Regions from separate parts of the Homo sapiens genome. Here region 1 is linked to region 2. A link is a loop called in an ENCODE intact Hi-C map of the cell type or tissue named here. Cell type or tissue: IMR-90. All regions are shown on one strand. Each heading gives the region's core, and the rest is flanking DNA. Links, peaks and the distances in the headings are about the cores only. Region 1 overlaps CYP27A1 (cytochrome P450 family 27 subfamily A member 1). Region 2 overlaps TTLL4 (tubulin tyrosine ligase like 4).

Region 1 (8,317 bases), core at 69-8,068, 75 kb before region 2:
TACACAACAAACTGTCAGTACTGGTTGCTAAGGAGGATGCAATAGGGGTGGAAGGGCAAGAGACTTCATATTTTATTATTGGAATTTCCACGGTGAGTATTACTTTTGAATTTTTAAAACCAATAAAGTTGTATTTTTGTTTGTTTTGTTTTGTTTTGTTTGAGACAGAGTCTCGCTCTGTCACCCACTCAGCTCACTGCAACCTCCACCTCCCAGGTTCAAGCGATTCTCCTGCCTCAGCCTCCTGAGTAGCTGGGACTACAGGTGCATGCCACCACACCCAGCTAATTTTTTGTATTTTTTTTTAGTAGAGTCGGGGTTTCACCGTGTTAGCCAGGATGGTCTTGATCTCCTGACCTCATGATCCGCCCACCTTGGCCTCCCAAAGTGCTGGGATTACAGGCGTGAGCCACCGCACCCAGTCAAATTTTTTTTAATATATATTTTTTCTTTAATGACCTTCAACACCCCACCCCAGGAGCTGCCTTTATTATGTTAAGGGAAAATTGCAAAAAGATAAACTGAAAGTGTTGCTGAAAAAGAAATGAAAACCAGAATAGACCTATTTGTTGGGACTTCACGTTGTTCCAAAAGTAAAACTCTCTCAACAGTAGGAATCGGATATACAGAACTTAAACGTGGTTGTTAAAAAATCACTTGGAGGAAACAATGCTTCATAAAATGATATTTTAAAAATATATATGTTAAAACAAAAATTTGAGAACCCCAAACTTATCATGAGTTAGCAGAATAGCTTTTTTTCCCCAGTCATCTGACTCAAAGATTCACAAAAGAGCTTTTAAATGCATGCATATGATATCATCTATTCAGGAAACTGGCTTTAGAGAAAAAAATGTAAATAGATTACAAAGGGCTCTACATAATGTTTAGCTCCGATTCTAAATCTGAGCTGTCATGTCATAGGTGGCCTGGCCCAGTGAAAACCTGCAACCTAAATCTTACCCTCAGTGGCAGATGTCAAGTTAAAAAGTTTTTTTTTTTTTCTTTTTTGAGATGGAGTCTCACTCTGTTGCCCAGGCTGGAGTGCAGTGGCATGATCTCGGCTCACTGCAACCTCCACCTCCTGGGTTCAAACGATCCTCCTGCCTCAGCCTCCCAAGTAGCTGGGATTACAGGTGCCCACCACCACACCTGGCTAATTTTTGTGTTTTTAGTAGAGACGGGGTTTCACCGTGTTGGCCAAGCTGATCTCGAACCCCTGAACTCAAGTGATCCGCCCACCTCAGCCTCCCAAAGTGCTGGGATTACAGGTGTGGTTTTTGCCATAATTTTAAATGGTGAAAACCACAATGACTTTTGCACCAACCTAATATTTATTAGTGGAGAGCCAATGAATGGTCCCTGGGCTTCAGCACCTCCCAACAACTGCTCTCTAGACCATCAGGCTCAGAGGATGCAGAGGGTACTATTCTGCCGGTTATCCACCTGCCTGCCCTGTGCCCACTGTCTTTCGCCCTGGCCCTCTGGGGCCCTGTTCCAGTCCCTTCAGGCCCCAGCTCACGTGGTGAACGGCCCATAGGTCAGGTCGTGCTGGTCCCGGTGCTCCTTCCATAGCTCCATGTCGTTCCGTACTGGGTACTTGCCCTCTTGCCGCATCACTTGCTCCAAGAGCGGGGCACTGGCCAGGTTCACGTGCATCTGAGGCCCTAAGTAGGACATCCACATTGGACCGTACTTGGCCTTGTAAAGCACCTGTGGAGTTCAATCAAAACTGAATAACTGGGCCAAGCTGGGCAGGTGCTCCCAGGACAGGAGATGAGGTGAGGAAGGGTCTGATGGCTACACAAGAGCAAATGAGCTGGGCAAAAAAAAAAAAAAAAAAAAAAGGGCATTGTGTATGATGTAGGCACCAGGATGGCCTGTTGTTCCAGAGGAAGAGCAAATTTAAAAAATGGGCACACAAGGAGCTAGAATATTAGAGCAATGCGTGTCTGGTGGAACTGGAGGCATTGAGGTCCTTGGAGGAGTGAAAGTTTGGAAAAATGGGCTATATGGCAAACTGAGGTACGTTGAGGTGTATGTTGGAGGCCAGCATTTGAGGGAAACTGAGCCCTTTAGTGAGGTGAGATAGAAAGCCTATAGCTCCTTTTTTTGTATTTAAATCTACTGCAGCTTGCTGTCAATGAAATGATGAATGCCTTATGTAATCAACAAGAAAAAAGAAGACTGATGAGAAAACAGAAAAAACAATAAGCTGGATGAGAAAGTCAGGGTCCAAAAATAAGTAAGTAAGCCATGCGGTATGATATTTATTTATTTATTTATTTCCCATGAGTTTCCTGAGCTTCCATATGATTTTGTCTTTGAAATCTAAGAACATGACAAAAAAAGAAATAAAAAAAAGTACTGGCCATGTTATGTAATATAATTCTCAAATATTTTATCTTAGAATTTCTAAAGCACTTGACGATAGATATCCACGGCCTCTATGAAATTGACATTGCTATGATAGTCTTATAGTTGCTGAAAATGAGAAGGAAAAGAAACACGTTTTGGGGGGTAAAAATTTAAAATAACCCACAAATCCTAAGACTATATTTCCTAGGTAAGTTACACCTACAAACTGAAAGAAAATGAAACACAGTGGTTTCCTGGGCACTTCATCTTTCCTAATCAGTTACTGAAGAGATTTTGAGAGGATCAGAATCGGTTCCAGTATAGAAATTAGGCCAAAGACCTTCTATAAAAGAGACATTACCAATTGTGGAGATGAAATCTATCATTCAAATTACAGAAGGAAACGTCACCCAACCCATAGTCCAGAAAAACTCCAACTTTACTGGATCTTAGTTTTGGTGTTAAAAACTGGATTCTCCTAGGACCAATCCAACATAATTGCCTCCAATATATCACCCATATACCCAGACATCACCTTGAACAAATGGCTGATTCTGCCAGTTCCTGGAAGGACAGTCTTGACAAACCCCTAACATCCATTTAGACCTGTTTCCCATTTCTACCTCCCAGGAACACCTGCCAGTGTGTTCTAATTTTGAACAGCTGATCGTCTGCAAACTGCAGTGAATATGCCTATTTTCCTGGAAGGAAAATATACTGCTGGTAGGACTCCAAAATAACACATCCCTACTTGGAGGACGATTTGTTAATATTTACAAAAGTACGAGCAAATTTATAAACAAAGCATGAGATATCCACATAATGAAATACTATGTCACCTTAAAAAGGGATGAAGAAATTCCTTGTGTACTAATACAGAAAGATATCCAAGATAGATTATGTGAAAAAGTATATCTTTTGCCTAAGAAAGGAGGTCTAAAATAAGAATATATAGTATTTGTATTTGCTTTCATAGAAAAATACTGGATGGATACATAAGAAACTAGTGAAAGTGATTACTGGACCGGGCATGGTGACTCACCCCTATAATCCCAGCACTTTGGGAGGCCAAGGCTGGAGGATCACTTGAGCTAAGGAGTTTGAGATCAGCCTTGGCAACATGGCAAAACCCTGCCTCTACAAAAAAAAAAAAAAATTCGCTGGGCATGGCAGTGTGCGCCTGTGATTCCAGCTACTCGGAGGCTGAGGTGGGAGAATTGCTTGAAGTCAAAGCTGCATTGAGCCATGACTGTACCCACTGCACTCCAGCCTAGATGACAGAGTGAGACTCTGTCTCTAAATAAATAAATATAAAGTGATTACTATGGGAGGGTCAGGGGAGCAGCGGAGGGGGTCAGACTGCTTAGTGTGTATCATGTTCTATTGTTTGAGTCTTGAACTATGATAATGTATTACCTATTCAAATTTTTAAAGTCTAAAGGTACAAAAAGAAATGTTTTCTGAAACAGTAAGTCACCTGACATTGACCAGATAGTTCTAGAAGGCAGGGAATCCTTGCTGAGCCTCTGAATTCCTGTAAATACTCCTTAGATTTATAAGTGCCCCAGCCATATCATTTTCCTGTGAGTGAGTTTTGTTTTTTTCCTTAAAGGTTGCTTTTTAAAAAATACTTTACATACACATCTATTTTCCTCTATTAAATTCCCTAGGAGGGCCGGGCACAGTGGCTCACGCCTGTAATCCCAGCACTTTGGGAGGCTGAGGTGGGCAAATCACAAGGTCAAGAGTTCGAGACCAACCTGGCCAACATGGTGAAACGCCGTCTCTACTAAAAATACAAAAAATTAGCTGGGCATGTTGGTGGGCGCCTGTAATCCCAGCTACTTGGGAGGCTGAGGCAGGAGAATCGCTTGAACCCGGGAGGAGGAGGAGGTTACAGTGAGCCAAGATCATGCCACTGCACTCCAGCCTGGGTGGCAATGTGAGACTCCATCTCAAAAAAAAAAAAAAAAAAAAAAATTCCCTAGGAGACCTGTCCTAAAAGTAGGCTTAATTTGTTTCCAGTTTAAGACATTAACAATAATAATTGCACGTGTTTCCATAGAGCTGACCATGAACCAGACACTGTTCCAAGAATTTTACTTATATTAGCTCATTCAATCCTCACTACAGCTGTTTGGGGTAGGTTTAATATTACCACAATTTTGCCGATGAGGAAACTGAGGCCCAAAGAAGTTGCTCAAGGTCACTTTATCATTAAGTAGCAGAGTCAGGATTCAAACTCCAAACACCTGGCTGGAGGCCATGCTCTGAACCACTTACTCCACGGATCCCTGAGAAAACAACTATGTCCTTCTAACTGGAAACAAACGTAGGCCCTTGAAAAGCGTGTACTATTTTAAAACCACAATATTATGCAATAACAACCCAGGATTACTCAACTGTGGCACTGTTAATACTCGGAGTGGATAATTCTATGTTGTAGCCGACAGTGGTGTGCGTTGCCGGGTGCCTAGCAGCATTCCTGGCCTCTCCCCACAAGTACCGCACCCCCTCTGAGTTGTGGCTACCACAGATGTCTCTAGACATTTCCAAAATGTCCCCTGGGGGATGAAATCACCATAGATTGAGAACTACTGCAATAAGTCCAGCCTCTTAATATGTCTCCTAATTCTTTAATTTTAGAAGACCTGTTTAAAACAAATATATACCATTTTGAAGAAATATTTTTCTAAAGTTTGGTTTCTTATCCTTCTGTTAAGTTGAAGTAAACTTATGTATAACATTTTAATAAAAATCTGAACAGCAGTTATCTCAATGGTGGTAAACAGTGCTTTACAAATTAACTTACTTTCTTCTCTATACTGTGATTTATTTTTCAAAAATTTTTTGCCACGTTCTTGGAATCAGCAGAAAAAAAGTTATATTTTTAAAGTAGAAAAACAATACCAGCTTCTTTCCTGGAATCCAAAGCCTCTGAGACTACTTCCTGGCTGTCAGTATGGAGGTTTCTGGGACATTTCTCCTTTTAGCTAAGCCATGCCTTCTTCCTTCATGCTCCTCAGTTAGTTTACTTAGTGGAACTTAACAAGGATCTACTTATGTAAGAAGTTATTTTAGAAAGACAGCAGGATACTTGCTGAGAGATGCGTGCTGTGTCTGTGATCCTACCATTAGATCGTAACCTGAGCCAGTTGGAAAGTCCCAGCATTCTCGGATGGGTCCTGTCTAAGAGCCACTTTGCAGAACAAAGATCATCTTTCAGGATGAATGGGAGGGTTAGCCCCCACCTGACAAAACTCCAAAGCAGGAGAATGTTGAATTCATTCAACATTCATTTATGAATCTCATGTCCTGTTCCTCCTAGGGATACAGCAGTAAGCACAGCATAAAAGACCATTCTTAAGGAGTTCTTATCCTAGTGCATGGGCCAGACAGTTGAGAATTTGATTACATATGTTCCTAAACAGTTTTCTAATTATTTTGCGGATGTCTTGTCTCTTCAACTAAATTGAAAATCCTCATGGGTGAAAACCATGTCATACTTCTTTATGACATCCCAAATTGTTGGGCACACTGCTAAGCACATTAATAAGACACTCAGTACATACTTAACAGTTGTCAATGAATCCAGCAGAAAGAAACATGTTGCAGACAATGCAAAGAACATGAGAGAGACAGAGACAGACATAGAAAGGGGGTGGGGAAGAGGATACGTAGGAAACTTGTTAACAGTAGCTCGTCTAGAGTTTTAAGAACCTGGAAGAACAATCTGAAAGGAAATTAAGAAAATAATTCCATTTACAATAACCTCTGTTTTGGACTGAATGTCTGCACTCCCCTCAAATTCTTATGTTGAAACCCTAAACCCCGTGTTGCTGCATTTGTTGATGGGGCCTCTAAGGAAGTAACTAAGGTTAAATGGGGTCATAAGGGTGGGGCCCTGATCTGATAGAATTAGTGTCTTCATAATAGGAGACACCAGAGAGCTTGCCCTCTAGGGCACAGGAAGAAGGCAGCCAACTACAAGCCAGGAAGACAGCCCTCATCAGAAACCAACCACTGGCACCCTGATCTCTCACTTCTAGCCTACAGAACTGTGAGAAAATAAATTTGTTGTTTAAGCCATCCAGTCTGTGGTATTTTGTTATGGCAGCCCAAACAGACTAATGATAGTATCCAAAAGATAAAATACCTAGGAATACTTTTAACCAAGGAGGTGAAACATTTGAACACTGAAAACTACTAGACACTGCTGAAGGAAATTAAAGACCTAAATAAGTGGAAAGTCATCCATGTTCATGGATTAGGAGACTTAATATTGTTAAAACAGCAGTACTCCCCAAGGCAAACTACAAATTCAATGCATTCCCTTTCAAAATTCCATAGCCTTTTTGCAGAAATGGAAAACCTGATCCTAAAATTAATATGGAACTGCAAGGGGCCCTAAATAGCCAAAACAATATTAAAAAAGAAAACAATGTTGGAACATTCCCATTTTCTGATTTCAAAACTTACTGCAAAGCTACAGTAATCAAAACAGTAAGTTACTAGTGTAAGTGTAGACATATAGACCAATGGAATACAACTGAGAATTCAGAAATACACTAGAACATCTACAGTCAACTGATTTTTGACAAGGGTGCACAGACCATTCAATGGGGAAAGAAAGTCTCTTCAACAAATGGTACTGGGACCACTGGATAACTAAATGCAAAAGAATGAAGCTGGACCCCTACCTCACTCCATATACAAAAATTAATTCAAAATGGATCAACAATCTAAAAAGAAGAGCTAAAACTATAAAACTCTGAATAAAATATAAGGGTAAGTCTTCATGACCCTGGATATGTCAATGAATTCTTAGATTTGATAACAAATGCATGAGGAATTTTTTTTAAATAGATAAATAGTTCTTCATAAAAATTAAAAACTTTTGGCCAGGCATGGTGGCTCACACCTGTAATCCCAGCACTTTGGGAGGCCGAGGTGGGCAGATTACCTGAGGTCAGGAATTCAAGACTAGCCTGGCCAACATGGTGAAACCCCATCTCTACTAAAAATACAAAAATTAGGCAGGTGTGGTGGCGCATGCTTGTAGTCCCAGCTACTCGGGAGGCTGAGGCAGGAGAATCACTTGAACCCGGGAGGTGGAGGCTGCAGTGAGCTGAGATTGCACCAATACGCTCCAGCCTGAGCAACAGAGTAAAACTCCCATCTAAAAAAAAAAAAAAAAAAAAAAAAAAAAGACGGGGGCACGGTGGCTCACACCTGTAATCCCAGCACTTTGAGAGGCCGAAGTGGACAGATCACGATGTCAAGAGATCGAGACCATCCTGGCCAACATGGCAAAACCTCTTCTCTATTAAAAATACAAAAATTAGCTGGGTGTGGTGGCGTGTGCCTGTAGTCCCAGCTACCTGGGAGGCTGAAGCAGAAGAATTGCTTGAACCTGGGAGGCAGAGGTTGCAGTGCCAAGATCGCACTACTGCACTCCAGCCTGGCAATAGAACGAGACTCGGTCTCAAAAAAGAAATTTAAAACTTTTGTGCCTCGAAGGACATTATCAAGAATGTGAAAAGACAGCTTATAGAACGAGAGAAAATATTTGTAAATCATATATCTGATAAGGGTTTAATATCCAGAGTATACAAAGAACTGTTACAACCCAACAACAAAAAGACAAATTCAGTTTAAAAATAAGCAAAGAATGGCTGGGCGTGGTGGTTCACGCCCATTATACCAGCACTTTGGGAGGCCAAGGCAGGCAGATCACTCGAGTCCAGGAGTTTGAGACCAGCAATTCAAGACCAGCCTGGCCAATATGGCAAAACCCTGTCTCTACTAAAAATACAAAAATTAGCCAGGCGTGATGGCGCACACTTGTAGTCCCAGCTACTTGGGAGGCTGAGGCATGAGAATCACTTTAACCCAAGAGGCAGAGGTTGCGGTGAGCCGAGATCAAACCACTGCACTCCAGCCTGAGTGACAGAATGAG
Region 2 (8,317 bases), core at 249-8,248:
GGTTAAATAGGACAAGTTCAGACAGGAGAAGAGAATTCCCTTGCTGATCCCGGAGTTTATTCTGGAGCTGAGACAGCAATTTCATCTCTGCTAACTATACAGATTTAAATTCCATCCTGTGTGTTGGTGGGAAAAAGAAGAAAGGAAATTGAACTAAACACCAGCATTATTTTTACTTAAAGTGACTTTATTTCCAGCAGCCATACTGGGACAGGAGAGTTCAGGGAGTAAGAAGAGGACAGAAGCTTTCTTTACTCCAAAGCCCAGGCTTAAGTTTGGGCTGATCTCAGGGAGGAAGAGCCTGTCTCTTTTGCATCTTCTCAATCAGTGTTTCCTTTAATACAAAACCTGTAAGCCAGCCTTCTGGGTCTCAAACTGTTCAGCATGGTCACTTACTTTCTAAATCAAATTCACAAAATATTCTCCAGTAAGGAAAGGTGGGCCTGCTTTCATGGCAGCATCTGGGGGAAATAACAAAAACTGTAAAAAGTCATTCGTGGCCAGGTGCAATGGCTCACACCTGTAATCCCAGCACTTTAGGAGGCTGAGGCAGGCAGATCACTTGAGCTCAGGAGTTTGAGACCATACTGGGCAACATCGCAAAACCCCGTCTCTACAAAAAATACAAAAATCAGCCAGGTATGGTGGCGCATGCCTGTGGTCCCAGCTACCTGGGAAGCTGAGGTATGAAAAACGCTTGAGCATGGAAGGTGGAAGTTGCAGCAAACCAAGATAGCACCACTGCTCTCCAGCCTGGGTGACAGAGTGAGACCCTGTCTCACAAAAAAAAAAAAAAAAAAAAAAAGGCTGGGCACGGTGGCTACATCTGTAATCCCAGCACTTTGGGAGGCCAAGGCAGGTGGATCACGAGGTCAGGAGTTCAAGACCAGCCTGGCCAGCATGGTGAAACGCTCTCTACTAAAAATACAAAAATTAGCCATGCACGGAGGAGGGTGCCTGTAATCCCAGCTACTTGGGAGCCTGAGGCAGGAGAATCGCTTGACCTCGGGAGGCGGAGGTTGCAGTGAGCCGAGATCGCGCCATCGCACTCCAGCCTGGGTGACAGAGTGAGACTCTGTCTCAAAAAAAAAAAAAGGAGTCATTTGTCTGGGATAATTCTGAATGGAATCCTGACATTCTCATCAAGTGTGTTTTCAGAGTAGCTAGAGGGAAGGAATTTGCAGAGAGGTTTTGTTTTGTTTTGAGGGTCTTGCTCTGTCACCCAAACTGGAATGCAGTGGCACAAACATGGCTCACTGCAGCCTCAGACTCCTGGACTCAAATGATCCTCCCCCTTCAGCCTCCCAAATAGCTGGGACCACAGGCATGCATCACCACACACAGTTGATTTTTTTAAATTTTTTTATTAAGATAGGGAGTGGCGGTATCTCACTATGCTGCCCAGGCTGGTCTCGACTCCTGGCCTCAAGCGATCCTCCTCTCTCAGCCTCCCAATAAACTGGGATTACAAGCCTGAGCCACTGAACCCAGCCCTAGGAGAGATGGTTTTTTCGCTTAAGTTATATTTAAAATGCAAAAATGGGGAGAGTACCTTGTATTCTGATTAACAGTGTAATGGCCAAGGAAGAACTAAGATTCCTGTCTACAGCCACGAATGAATACCACCAACAAACACTGCAGAAGCCATGGGATATCGCCCTCTTTACCTGCAAAGGCTGACCTACATGGACTCTTTCTCAAGGGGAGTACAAAAAATCACAATGCAGCACTGCCAATATTCAAAATGATAATGAGCTAAAAACAGCATAAATGCTAAAACTGGATTTTGAGGCCAGTCACCTCAAAATGAGGTTACAGAAAATGGACCACCACACAAATCCAAACTATGGAAATACCGTGCTTGGAACAATTACAGCGTGTGTTTGTGGTAGAGAAGCATAGAGACAAAGGGAAAAGTCAAATCCTGCCATTCACTTTACGAGACTACAAGCACGCATGCATGTGTATTAAGTACACTCAAAATAATTCATAATCCCGTCACTTAATCCTCTTTCGGGAAGCCACATTTTCCCCACCAATGCAACACAACAGACATACCAAAGTGGTAGGAGAATGCCTAGGGAAATGAAAACTCAGGCTGGTCCCCCTGAAAAACAGCCCCACTATTGATTCCCACGTGCATCATGCTAGCTCAGCTCTTCATTCCCTTACAAGTGCTGTTCCTGGAGCCCTTTCTTCTTCTTCACCCAACTTAAAAAATCAGCTGCAACATGACCTAGGCAGTCTTCCCTGACTCCTGAGTTTGAACAGGATGCCTCACCTCTGCGCATGCCACCATCACTGCTCACAGAACATTAGCTTCAACAATGAACTAACTCATCACACTAGGAGCAAGGAGCACATTCTCCTCCAGCTGATGTCCCCAACACAGTGACTGATACACAGGAAGTGCTCAATATTCTGTTGAGTAAACAAACTGGAAAAGCACAGTAAATGAAGGGGAAACAAACTTGAATACTAGTTTGGGCACCTAATGAATGTCTGGTACCATGCTAGGCATTTTATCCATATTATCTCATTTAATCCTAAAAAAAACCTTACATTCAGTTTACTGATGATGAATCCAAGACTCAGAAAAGTTAAGTAACTTTCCTATAATTAAATAACCAATAAGTAGCAGTGCCTAGATTAAAACTCAAATCTGTCTGAGTCTACAATGCCTATTAAACAGAATGAAACACATATTTAGACTCCATCCCCTCCATTATCTTTAATCTTTAGGTACCAGACAAAAGCCAGGTTGGAAACACTCCTCCATGTTTATACCAAGGCCCTTTGTGGAAAGTCCCTAAAAGCACATCACTGACTTCTCATCAACACCACAGCCAATCCCACTCTCCCTTGTAGCCACAGGCACTCACTGCACAACACTTCCTTTTGCACACACATTGCTCAATGTTTGCCTTGCTACATCCCACCACATGAACCCTCAGTGCCAAGCACATGAACACAAATAGCCCAACACCCAGCTGGCTTGGCTTTTAATCCAAAAGAGGAAGAGGGAGGACAAGGATACATGCCTACCCTCCTCAGAAGCTGCAGGTGGCCTGCTCCCAGACAAAGTGTTAAACAACACACCTGGGCAGGTACTAGAGTAGAGTGGATTCTCTTCTCTCTAAGGTATTCCAGATCTCATATCTCTGCAATGGTCATTTCCCACTTCTTGTCTCCTCTCATAGTCCCTATATGGTTTGCATTTGTGTCCCCACCAAATCTCATGTTGAGTTGTAATCCCCAATGTTGGAGGAGGTGACTGGATCATGGAGGCGGATTTCCCCCTTGCTGTTCTCATGATAGTGAGTTCTCATGAGATCTGGTTGTTTAAAAGTGTGTAGCACCACCCTGCTTTCTCTCTCTCCTGCTCTGGCCATGTGAAGACGTGCCTGCTTCCCCTTCCGCCACAACTGAATGTTTCCTGAGGCCTCCGCAGCCATGCTACCCATACAGCCTGCAGAACCATGAGCCAATTAAACCTCTTTTCTTTATAAATCACCCAGTCTCAGGTATTTCTTTATAGCAGTACGAGAACGAACTAATACAGTCCCCATGATGTGTAGTATAGCAAGTTGGATAAGGGCCACTGTCTTCCTAAAGAAATATGTCTGGACTCAAGGGCCAAGCAGGTGAGAGGATGTTTCTGTAACTCTCTTTCTGGGAAATAGCTCCAAAGTTAGTAAGAGATATCCAAGGTTGGATAAGATGGCTGTGTTAGGAATTACCAAGCAAAGACAAATTTGTTGCATCAGATACTCTGCAGAGAGTAACTTCAAGAATGCCAAGTAAACAGTATCACTCACGACAGTATCACATACAAATGCTCCAACCTAGTTTCAGTGTTTGAGGTTCAGAAGTAGTGTCACGTTAAGACAGGGAAATGATGGTTGCTAAAAACAACTTCCTTCCTTCTCCTTATAGAGATTCCTGATGAGATCAAAACCTCAAATGGTTGGGAGGCAGAGGCCTAACTAAAGCATTCAGGCAGCTTGGGTCCCAGACCCCCAATCACTGCCACAGGTCATCTTTTCCCGCATCCTGCCCACTGCCCTACAGGAATGCAAGTGACAAACTTTAAAAAGCTTCTGAAGACCCAAAATCTAAGAAGTGAAGGAAGTGAGAACCTTGTTTTAAAAGCTAACATAGTGAGTTCTGCCATAAAGTCAAAGTCCAGAGAGGCAAATAATGTCTGGCACCCAGACCCTACCGACAGCACATACTCGAAGGGCAATTTTCAGCAAAGTCATCAAGCCCATTCCCTGTGATATACTCTGCCCTCCTACGATGACACCTGGAAGACCTTTCTCCCAGTGTCCCTTATATTTCTAAGTGTACTGTGATAATGCACACTTTGTGTATATGTGCGCCTCTAGGATCCAAAAGGCAGACTGCTCATCTCCCAGGAAGTATTTTAGGAAGAAACATCAAAAGAAAGACAACAGGAGAAAAGGTATTTACATATGTAGAAGGCTATGTACTGGCTACTACTGGAAGCCCATTTCAAAAACTCCCAACTTAAACAAATCTAAACTTATAAAGAGTAATTGCTGACTATGTAAATTATAAAGGATTAACTACATATTTATACTACTTAAAGATAGCTCAAGACATTCATACTTACTCTCTGTTACTAAGTCCAAAGGATCTACCATCAGCTGACCCTCCAATCAGCAGCTTGCAAGGAACTTACTTTAGGGGCCAATAAATTGACCTCACCTGAAAAATGATATTTTGAATAATCTAACATTTTATGGAGCAATGATCTAATGTGTTTCTTGTTCCTACACAGGATCCCTAGGGAACAGGAGGGCTTAAGGGGCAAACAGGGTATAAACACTAAGCTATAGCAGGCAGAGTTCAAGTTTAGAAGAAAACAAGCCTATTTCTGTAGCTAAATTCCTCAATCTAGGTCCTCCTCACAGCCAGGCTGCATGAGCAGCTACGGCCTTGTGGTGACTCATGACAATCAGAGCACTGATCAGTAGTGAATCACATGCAACTCTGAAACCGCACAGCTGGAATGTTCAGGGAAAGACAAGAGAAAGGAAGTACCATACCCCGACTGAAGTTGTGGGAGGTGAAGTTTAAAAATTCGCATAAAGCACACAAAAAGCACAGTGGCTCCCAGTAAACGTTTGCAGCAAGGTAGTTACAACTCTCATTCTCACTGGCACCAAATGATCTATCTCCCCTCTGCCCCTTCATAAGCTGTGATGAAGGCAGAAAAATACAAGGAATAGGCAACAATTATTCCACTACAAAACTTCAGCGAGGACAAGCAATGTTCTTTTGTAAAACAGAACCGTCTTGTTATTTGGGAGCTTTTGTGAAATTTTTTTTTTTTTTGGAAACAGAGTCTCACTCTGTTGCCCACGCTGGAGTGTAGTGGTACAATCTTGGCTCACTGCAACCTCTGCCTCCCGGGTTCAAGTGATTCTCCTGCCTCAGCCTTCCAAGTAGCTGGGATTACAGGCACCCGCCACGACGCCTGGCTAATTTTTGTATTTTTAGTAGAGATGGGGTTTCACTATGTTGACTAGGCTGGCCTCGAACTCCTGACCTCAAGTGATCCACCCACCTCGGCCTCTCAAAGTGCTGGGATTACAGGTGTGAGCCACCGTGCCCAGCCAATTCTTTTTTTTTTTTTAGACAAGGTCTCCCTCTGTCACCAAGGCTGGAGTGCAGCGGTGTAGTCATAACTCACTGCAGCCTAGGACTCCTGGGCTCAAACCATCTGCCCACCTCAGTCTCCTGAGTAGCTAGGACTACCAGTATACACCACCATGCCTAGCTAATTTTTTACTTTATTTTATTTTTATAGCAATAGAGTTCCACTATGTTGCCCAGGCTGGTCTCAAACTCTGTCCTCAAATGATCCTCCTGCCTTGGCCTCCCAAAGCTCTGGGATTATAGGCATGAGCCACCACACCCGGCATGGTGGTGCACACCTGTAACAGATAGTATTTTAAATACTATCTGTTAATAAAAGCAGCCAGAGCTCCTTGAAAAATGGCTGATTCCAAGGTTGGGGCAGGGAGAGCAGGAGATGGGAATGGAATATTTTGTGCTGCCAAAAAGTAAGGAAGTGGTCAAAATTTGATAGAGACATGTCAAAAGACCATAGATACAGCTAACATCATACTTAATAGTCAATTATGAGATGCTTTTCCTCTGAGATTAGGAATAAGACAAGGATGTCCACTCTCTCCATTTCTTTTTTATTTTATTTATTTATTTATTTATTTACTTTGAGACAGCGTCTCGCTCTGTTGCCCAGGCTGGAGTGCAGTGGCATGATCTCAGCTCACTGCAACCTCCCCCTCCCAGGTTCAAGTGGTTGTTCTGCCTCAGCCTCCCGAGTAGCTGGGGCTACAGGCACGCGCCACCACACCCAGCTAATTTTTTTTCTTTTTTTTTTTTTTTTTTTTTTTTTTTTTTTTTTTTTTGGATTTTTAGTAAAGATGGGGTTTCACCATATTGGCCAGGCTGGTCTCAAACTCCTGACCTCGTGATCTGCCCACCTCGGCCTCCCAAAGTACTGGGATTACAGGCATGAGCCACCATGCCTAACCTCCATTTCTATTAGACCCTATACTAGAAATTCTAAGCAGTTTGACATGGCAAGAAAAAGAAATCAAAGATACACAGATTGGAAAGGAAGAAGTAAAACTGTCATTATTTGTAGGACATATGATCTTGTACATAGAAAATCCTGGCTGGGCACATTGGCTCACGCCTGTAATCCCAATACTTTAGGAAGATGAAATAGAAGGATCACTTAAGACCATGAGTTTGAGAACAGCCTGAGCAATATAGGGAGACATTATCTCTACAAAAAATTTTAAAAATTAGCACAAGCCTGTAGTCCCAGCTACTGAGGAGGCTGAAGTGGGAGGATCACTTGAGCCTGGGAGGTCGAAGCTGCAATGTGCCATGATCACACCACTGAACTTCAGCCTGGGTGACAGAATAAGATCCTGTTTTTTTTTTTTTTGTTTTTTTTTTTTTTAAAAAGAGAGAGAAAAGAAAATCCTAAAACATTTATCAAATAAAAAATCCTACTAGAACTAATAACCAAGTTTAGTAAGGTCACAGAATACACAATCAATACACGAAAGTTAGTTTTAGTTCTACATACTAGCAACAAACAAACAACATGTAAAAATGAAATACACAATTCCATTCACAACAGCACCAAAAAGAATAAAGTATCTAAGAATAGGGACTTCTGGTTCCAAAATGGCAGTGTAGAAGCAAGCTGGCTTCACTCTTCCTCACAGAAAACCAAACACAAATACACAGCACCAAGATTATCACCAGTAAAATCCCAGAACTCAAGTATGAAGAGGAGACCGTTCCTGGGACCACAGAGAAGGGAAAAAATTCTGACAAGGTGGTAAGAAAACTGGACTTCCACATCTGCAGCATCCCCTCCCTCAATCTTCCTGGGACCAAGGACATAGAAAACCTGCCCCCAACTCACAATTTCTAAAGTGGAAAAAGTGATATCAAGATAGACAACCAGGTTGGGCGCAGTGGCTCACGTCTGTAATCCCAGCACTTTGGGAGGCCGAGGCAGACGGATCACCTGAGGCCAGGAGTTCGAGACCAGCCTGGCCAACATGGCGAAACCCCGTCTCTACTAAAAATATAAAAAATTAACCGGGCATGGTGGTGGGCATCCATAATCCCAGCTACTTGGGAGGCTGAGGCAGGAGCATCTCTTGAACCTGGGAGGTGGAGGCTACAGTGAGCCGAGATCATGCCATTGCATTCCAGCCTGGGCAACAAGAACAAAACTATGCCCCCCCCCGCCAAAAAAAAAAAAAAAAAAAATAGACCACCAGCTTCCCTGTCCATGCCTCAACCCACAGAAAGCATCAAGAGTGCCTGAAGAGAGAAACATCCCTAAAGACAGACAGAAACAAAGCAAGGTGGGACTACCATATTCAGCCCTGGACTCTCTGCTCTGTAACTCAGCCAAAGGAGATACCAAATCAGAGTGGCTGTTCAGCAGCACTTCTCTCTATAGGAGGTATGTTCTACAGGTCTCCTGGGCACAAATCCCTAGTCAGCCTTCCCACATTGCCAGGATATTCCTTTTGGGACCTCTACCATTTGGGACCTCCTCCATTTGCGAAGGGCAGTGCTCCAAAGCAGGGTCCCCAACTCTTGGGCCACAGATTGGTACTGGTCCATGGCCTGTTAGGAAACCAGGCCACACAGCAGGAGCTGAGCATTGGGCAAGCGGGCATTACCACTTAGGTAAGCATTACCACCTGAGATCCACCTCCTATAGGCT

What was found. A loop is a pair of places that touch in the nucleus more often than their neighbours do. Peaks named below come from ENCODE experiments on the same cell type or tissue, not always from the same donor. Only the 100,000 strongest peaks of a DNase experiment are listed, where the experiment ranks them.
Region 1: a loop joins it to region 2, with 2.4 times the contacts of the local background. A loop is called at or near these places in 3 of 110 quality-filtered maps.

The regions. Positions count from the first base shown.
Region 1 is chr2:218,802,973-218,811,289 of GRCh38, reverse strand. CYP27A1 (cytochrome P450 family 27 subfamily A member 1) reads right to left here. Exons shown (of 9, transcript NM_000784.4): 2 at 1,523-1,713. Among named protein-coding and RNA genes, the nearest start is that of MIR9500, 16 kb to the left of the region's middle. In IMR-90, for the core only: no CTCF peak of the experiment used is centred there; DNase peaks (open chromatin) are centred at 849, 4,769 and 5,459; H3K27ac peaks cover 612 bases.
Region 2 is chr2:218,728,456-218,736,772 of GRCh38, reverse strand. All of the region lies in intron 2 of TTLL4 (tubulin tyrosine ligase like 4), which reads right to left. Among named protein-coding and RNA genes, the nearest start is that of TTLL4, 22 kb to the right of the region's middle. In IMR-90, for the core only: no CTCF peak of the experiment used is centred there; DNase peaks (open chromatin) are centred at 2,872 and 4,992; H3K27ac peaks cover 3,017 bases.